Linked DNA regions of Homo sapiens: regions 2 and 3 are each linked to region 1. A link is a loop called in an ENCODE intact Hi-C map of the cell type or tissue named here. Cell type or tissue: PC-9. All regions are shown on one strand.

Region 1 (2,500 bases):
CATTACGTGTATTTTTGATTGACTGAAATGTGGCAGTGAGTCCCCTCCCTCTCTCTCTAATGTTTGTAGTTATTTGATTTATAAGAAATCTCTGTCCCTGGCTGTGGTCAGCTATTGAATTTATGTGTGACAAGAAAACCATAGAGTTTGGCAACTGTGCGGTGATAGGTGATGTGTGAATCATTTGGGGGAAGAATGAACATTTTATATTCAGACCTCGAATACCTGGGTCCTATGGTTAGTTAATCATGTCTATGGAATGCATGACTGAGCAGACAGGTTCAAAGGTAGGGGACTCGAAGCCACTCCATTGTGTGTTTCTAGATACCATCTTATTGCCCATTGGTAATATTTTCTATAGTCACTGCTCAAATGTATGAGACAAATACAGTCTAGGGTTTTTTCTTCTTAAAAGAAATTCTATAATGTAGGAAGCAGGGTCCAAACTGGAAGGCCCAGGACATTGTGACCCGTCAAGAGGTTAGAATATTCCCCCAATAAGTCACATCAGTCTGATGTGATACAACCAGAAAACTGCATGGGTTGGCACACAATGAGAGACTCCTGGGGACACGTCCCTAAAAGTAGCTCCAAGGCAGGAATTAAAAATGGTTCTGGAAGCTTTTGAGCAACTGAGCTAGCAGGACCAGAGCTGGCAGACATCACAACAGGCCATCGTTCCAGATGCTGCTCCCAAAGAGCACCCCCAGTGTCCGGCCCAGGCAGTTCCTCCTCAAGTAATTAATCTTGGCCTCCTTAAGTTACCCCCAGGTTCCCAGTGGATGTTTTTCTTCACTTCCCTATGAAATCACTTGAGTCTAGGTGCTGGTGGGGGTTGGGGAGTAGTATGGTAGGCATTGAACAATTCCAGCTTCACCAGTGGGAGAAATGGCCCTGTAAATCCTTTCAAAGGGCGCCCACCAAGTCCTTCAGAAGGAAGGGGCAGCCAGTGACATGAATACGATTATTGTAGTAGAGCAAAATGTGTGACTCGCCAGAATTCTGTTAAACCCAGCAAAAGGGAATGCCACAGTTAACCTATACCCCTGGGGAGCACTAAACCTGAAGCAGACTTATTAATTAGGTCTTCTGAGGGGCACAGAAAAAGGGGAGGAGGCCTTTTAAGTCACAGAGACAGACAGAGCTCCATTCTAACCAATTCCTTTCCATGGGGGCAAGTCCTGTATCTTTTTTTTCTTTTTTTTCAAACCAAACAGTTTGAGTTACATGTTCACAAGGTCCCTGTTGTGCCAAAGAGCATTTTCAATTCAAGTAGAACAGAAAAAACGTTTGTAAAATGAATCAGTAGGTGGAGCTCTTTCTTTTTATTTATTTTTCAATCCAAGGTCCCATTATTATTGAGGGACACAGAGCTTCAAAATGAAAAGAAATAGGCATTTTAAAAATGAAAACACATATACAACGTGCTTTCCTAATTGAAATGGTATATTGCGAAATCATTACTGTCACAGAACATTTGCGTTGCATGCAAATGCTGAAGCAAAGAAAATATATAAACCTAAATTGACTTTAGCAATTTGAAAGTGATAGTGGACATCTGTGTTCAATAAGTTTTTGCTGGTAACTGGTGTTTAATATTTCATGTCAAATCAAGAAGAGTGATAGAAGGTTTCTGAACACAGAGATGGCTGGCATTTTTGCAGCACAGCCTGCCCTTTGTCATACTCACCATAAAGAAACCTGCTGTAGCGAGGGTTGAAACTGCACCAGAGTGACTCCTTTTTTGGAACTTATATAAACTTCCAGAATATACTGTCTCTATTTTCTTTTAGAAAGATGTCTATAAGAAAAACAGGTTAAAGGACTTCCAAAGCTCATTATTTATTTAAGGGAAAAAAGGGTGTGTGTGTTTTGGGGATAGGGAGCTTTTGGAAGAAATTACAGCAGAATAAATCATCTAGAACAAATCTTACCTTTGTGTTTTCGTCAATCCTGATTCCTTTCTAGTCAGTGTGCAGTGATGTTAAGGAACTTGGTTGCCAATAGAAACATGCCTTCCTAAGTCTCACAATGAGGGCTAGATTGGATTTTAATGTTTATGTAGTTGGGCAGGGTAATGGTGGAGAATGGAGAGTAGGGAGGAAGAACTTTTTAAATAACTTTATAATTTCTTTTTCCACATCATGTTAAATAGGCAATCTTGACTCTAAATAGAACGTTTTGTCTTCGTAACAAATGTGATGAAAGGAAAAACTGCGGGGAGGGGGACAGCATTATTCTTTGAGCTGGCCACAGGATTAGCACTTAGTCCTGAAAAGGGTCATGTTGACCTGATTGTCATGTTAAGTCATGCTGACCTTAACATCTTCCATTTAGTTCTCTAACACAGAGGCTGGACCCTTGAATCTGCTTTGAGTATTGTATAATAAAGGTAAAATAAGAAGACCGACAGACTTTGAGGTACTACAGATATCAAGAAACAGTTTATGTTTATGTTGATATGAAGAAGTGTATATCTGAGCAAAGGAGTGCCCCCTTC
Region 2 (2,500 bases), 160 kb after region 1:
CCCTTTTTGGTTTTTCTCCATTCTACCGTGAACCCATAGCACTCAATTTTGAAATGGTTAATTACTAAATTGTAAAGATTATCAGAACATGAAAATCACTTGACTACTGTAATTAATATTACTGTAATTAATTTTTGTAACATTAATGTATACATGAATATTATATGTTCATAAGTATTTATTTATAATTATAAAGGAAGTATCAAGAGAGATGTACTTTTTGTACAATATCTGACACAAAATATGTGCTACATTCCAGTTTATTAGCCTATGAAACTTTACAAGTACTATTTAGATCAGTCTAAATATAAAATATAGTCCCGATAAACATTAACTGTTTTGTAACTTACTTCTTTTCCATAAAGTAATTATGTGAGTAACATTCTTTAATCTTCCTATATAAAATTAATACTAACTGGAATGTTTCTGAAACTTTTACTGCTAAACCACATATTATCTCATTTTGAAAGGGAGTGAGAGTTCTTTAGTAATAGTAGATTTATCCAACTAACCCAGAAGATTGTGTTACAACTCTCATACTCTTTATTCAGGACTCTAGAAAGATACTTGAAAAAATACAAAAGAGGTAACAGAAAGGAAAAGGAAAAAAGAACCATATCCCATGATCTTTATTTAATTAATTTAATTACCTCATAGCTTTCCATAAGACAGCTTGCATAAACTTCCCCTGATTTTATTAGAGAACCATCATTTTTTGTTTGAACATATTACAACAGAACAAATTAGTTTATTCTATTTTTAAGAATTTTTATTAAAATGTTGCTATCTATAAAGACCAGAGCTTGCATCCTTTAAACAAAAGTAAAATAAATTTTAAATTAAGAAACCACATTCAAGATGTTTATATACCGTATTTGTTCTTTCAATACGATTTTCCACATGGTGGAAAATATGTAAACCTGTTTTTTAAAATTACTAAATGTATAAGGACTTTAGGATGAACCAATTAGAGATAGTGCTGCTTTGCATTTTCCTTGCAATGATAAACTGTATATATTTTGATAAATGAACACAATTCTATTCTGCAAATAGCACTGTGCATTGTGGTGAATTCTTGTGCAATTACAGAGCTTTGCTGGAATGCTCAGTGGTCTCTAGATAAATTCCTTCACCCTCTATGGTAACAACTTGTCAGGTAGACTCATTTCCTGTTTTTATCTAAGCCCGAAAAGAACAAGAATGACCTTCATGAGTATGGGACGAGTCACAGTATGATCTATTTCTTAGTATCAGCAACCACCACACACAAAACACATCTTGGATATTTATTTTCTTAACTGAATCCTGCTCACTCCAAAATGCACTTTAACTCAATAAACAGTTAATAGCAGACAATCATTTAACACTGAAATCATGTTATTTTTACACATATATTAACTAATTTTTCTTTAAAGAGTTTGGGTTTTAATTCTGCTAGAATTTCCTGTGTTCTTCCACACCAGCGTCATAGGAAATCCTAATGTTCTCAAGATGTCTTTCATTTCATTGCACCTGCTTTTCAGGATCAACAAGTTAGTTTACAAGCTGGAAATCTCAAATCCAAAATACTTACTTGTGGGTGAAACAAGAATCCTGGAGAAGGCCTCAAGTATTTCTCTTTTAAAGCTTCAAGTGGGTCAGTTAGTTTTCTTTTCTCTACTCTGAAAGGTTAAAATTAGATTTTGGAGATGAAGCAGTCTCACATATCAATCACTACATAATCACTGACATTTAAAGGAACTAACAATAAAGTCAATGGTAGGTTTCTGGGAAGCGCACTCATAAAACTATAGAGACATCTGTCCAGTTCTTGGAGATTCCTCATGACACTTCTAGGTGCTTAAGAAGAAAAGTTCCTATTTATAATGGAAAAACCCTACTGAATGACTAGGAATAGGAATAACGAGAAAACATGAAAAATAAGGAGTCACTAAATTAGAGGCATTTGTCATGAATTCAGTACCTTTCCATTCCAAATGTAGACAAGAATGCTTAATGATTTTGAAATCATGAGGTCAAGGCTGATTTTGAATATTAGAGCAATTTTCTACCAAGAAGGTGTTCTCCCAAATGTGCACTTTATTCCTTCCATATTTGTCAATAATAGTAAGGGCATTTCCAAGCATATACACTGCTAGCCACTCTTTGAGGTTCTCTCTCTCTCAATATATATTTATATTTAAACATATAGCATAATATATTGATATATAAATATTTTATGTAAATTATATTTAATATATATTCAGAGAGAGAGAGAGAATATATGCTCTTTGGATGCCACTGCTGATAAAGAAGGCAGGCAGATAGAATGGGTGTGGTGAGAAGAGAATGGGGAGCTTTCTGAAGATAGAGAGAGACACATAAAACTTACCTATATATCCCTTCTGCTTTAGAAATGTTTGCCATTCTATTTTGTATTAAGCACATAGGGAAATAATATCCCTATGTTGAATTAATTCATTGAATTAATTTCTTTTACCAACTTGGTAATTAAAAAAAC
Region 3 (2,500 bases), 790 kb after region 1:
GACAGGAGAATCATTTAAACCTGGGAGGCAAAGGTGGCAGTGAGCTGAGATCACGCCACTGCACTCCAGCCTGGGCAACGGAGTGAGACACTGTCTAAAAAGAAAAAAATAAATAAAAAATAAAAATAAAAAAGAAATTCAAAAGGATTATAAAAGGATTATAGTCAGATTCTGAGAGGCTGGTCCTCAACTATAGGAACAAGGAAACAGTCATTTTTTAATGAAAAGTAGCCCAATACTAATGTGTGTCTGAAGTCTTAATCAGCATGATGTCATGGAAACTAAACCTATTTGATACCAGCAGATGTGACCCACTTTTTCTTTTTCATTGCATTTTGTTTCCGGTTTAATGTTCGGGAATGCAGTGGTAGACTCTTGTCCTACCTCCTAGCAGTTTTGTCTGCAAAGAGCTGTTTTCCCATCCACAGTCTTCCAAAGAGCAAACTGTCAATGGAATGATTTTGACGAATAAATGACTTGTTTTGCAATACAAAAGCAAAAGTTACAGCCGATAAACAATCAACTTAGTAACAAATGTTACATATTAAAGGTATATGTCAATGAAGGATAACACTCATTATGGAAAAATAAAAGCTAGAGAGTTACAGGAGATATGCCAATGTTCTCTCATCATACTGCACAATATTATAATAATTAGGCGTTCAAAGGAATAGATGATATTCCTTTGTACATACTTAAGATGTGGAGGATAAGACTATATATTATCCCTTTTTTAAAAAGCTCATTTATTGTTGTATCACAAAAGTAAAGCTGTTTAACCTGTAGAGCAGCTATTTTGTTTAGGTCTTCACCTGTAATTTTTGAAATTTTTGAAACTGTGGTGCCATTACTTACCAACGCGAGAAATGCACTTTATAAAGTGTAACTGCTCGGGTTGAGGGGACCAACAAGAGGATCAGATCTAAGAGAAACCTCTCCCAAAGACTAGTCTTCACCCCTCCCCCACTACTCCTTTGAGAAGGAAAGAGTAAATGTTAGCCTTGGGTACAAAATTGGCATTGTTTTATTTATTTCTTGCTTTATTTCTTGATATAAAAAATGTGAAAAGCTTACAAATTTCTAGGCAAAAAGCACACTTCAGGATTTTTTTAAATGTAAGCAAAAAACCTCTATGGGTATATAACAAGATCTGAGCATAAACTTTAACAGAACAAACTAAAACCTGCTAGCTTATCCTCTCTTGCTCCTGCCACAGACCATCTACCCACAGGTTCTCTTTGTTCACTGCATTCAGCAGCCTTCTCTGGAGCTGCTCTCCTTGTCTACCCTGGAGTGAAAGAAGGCATAGTTTTCATAGTACAAAAGTACTCACATACTTTTGTACTCCTTCAACCAACATTTAAAAAGTAATATTGTACAAACTTGCAAACTGTTTCTGTCTTCAATTTACAATTTTAAATAGGCTGATTTCACTTTACAGAGTGGGAGAAAAAAAAATCTAAGTCTGCAGTTATTCATGTGAGTGGGCTTTTTGCTACAGGTGAACAGATATTGCCATCTACTGTTGAGAAAAAATAAAAGAGTTAAGCCAAAAGTTTTCAGCCTTCTTGAGGTCTTGACAGATCATAAATTTAAAATGGAAAAAAAAATGACTTTATGAAAGTAGTCAGTTTCTTTTTACTTATACAGCTATTTAGCATTTGTAATTTGAGAACTAAAGAGAAGAAAAAGCATAATAAACCAGAAAACTTTCTTCTCTAAAATCAGAAAAATTGCTGTGAGTAATTATTCTTAGTTTCGATTAAAGTTGAAAGCAAATCATGTTTTACTGAGTTCCATTTGGCCCACAATATTAGCTGCTGCAATCGAGAAGAAATATAAGTAATGTCTCTTTTTAATTACCTTAACTTCATTTCAAAATTTACCTTATGAATAGGTTAATGTGTTTTATCATAAAAATCACTGGAAACACTCATGGCAAAGTCAGTTTTTTTTTGTTTTGTTTTGTTTTTTTTTTTTTGAGACGGAGTCTCGCTGTCGCCCAGGTGGGACTGCGGACTGCAGTGGCGCAATCTCGGCTCACTGCAAGCTCCGCTTCCCGGGTTCACGCCATTCTCCTGCCTCAGCCTCCCGAGTAGCTGGGACTACAGGCGCCCGCCACCGCGCCCGGATAATTTTTTTTGTATTTTTAGTAGAGACGGGGTTTCACCTTGTTAGCCAGGATGGTCTCGATCTCCTGACCTCATGATCCACCCGCCTCGGCCTCCCAAAGTGCTGGGATTACAGGCGTGAGCCACCGCGCCCGGCCCAAAGTCAGTTTTTAACTTTACATTTAGCTATTAATATTCTTTTGAAAAATAGAGTAGCTACCACTTAGCCTTCTTTAGGCCTCTAGTAGTACATACTTAAGCTCAAATTTACAGAAAGCCCCTTTAGGGCAAAATGCTACCATAAAAGCAATGCATCTGAGTCAGAGAACCCAGCCATGTTCAACTTCTCCCACAACCTCTCCCACTAGGAAAGGGAGACAGAGCTCTGA

The links. A loop is a pair of places that touch in the nucleus more often than their neighbours do. Peaks named below come from ENCODE experiments on the same cell type or tissue, not always from the same donor. Only the 100,000 strongest peaks of a DNase experiment are listed, where the experiment ranks them.
Region 2: it touches region 1 in a loop (9-fold over the local background); 3 of 110 quality-filtered maps call a loop at or near these places.
Region 3: a loop joins it to region 1, with 3.0 times the contacts of the local background. A loop is called at or near these places in 11 of 110 quality-filtered maps.

What each region holds. Positions count from the first base shown.
Region 1 is chr3:168,951,380-168,953,879 of GRCh38, forward strand. No RefSeq gene overlaps it. Among named protein-coding and RNA genes, the nearest start is that of LINC01997, 50 kb to the right of the region's middle. In PC-9, a CTCF peak has its summit at 1,367; DNase peaks (open chromatin) are centred at 212 and 1,302; H3K27ac peaks cover 1,209 bases.
Region 2 is chr3:169,111,214-169,113,713 of GRCh38, forward strand. MECOM (MDS1 and EVI1 complex locus) reads right to left here. Exons shown (of 17, transcript NM_004991.4): 9 at 1,574-1,661. Among named protein-coding and RNA genes, the nearest start is that of LINC01997, 110 kb to the left of the region's middle. In PC-9, no CTCF peak of the experiment used is centred here; a DNase peak (open chromatin) is centred at 1,158; H3K27ac peaks cover 1,827 bases.
Region 3 is chr3:169,743,276-169,745,775 of GRCh38, forward strand. No RefSeq gene overlaps it. Among named protein-coding and RNA genes, the nearest start is that of ACTRT3, 25 kb to the right of the region's middle. In PC-9, a CTCF peak has its summit at 1,499 (motif pointing left); no DNase peak of the experiment used is centred here.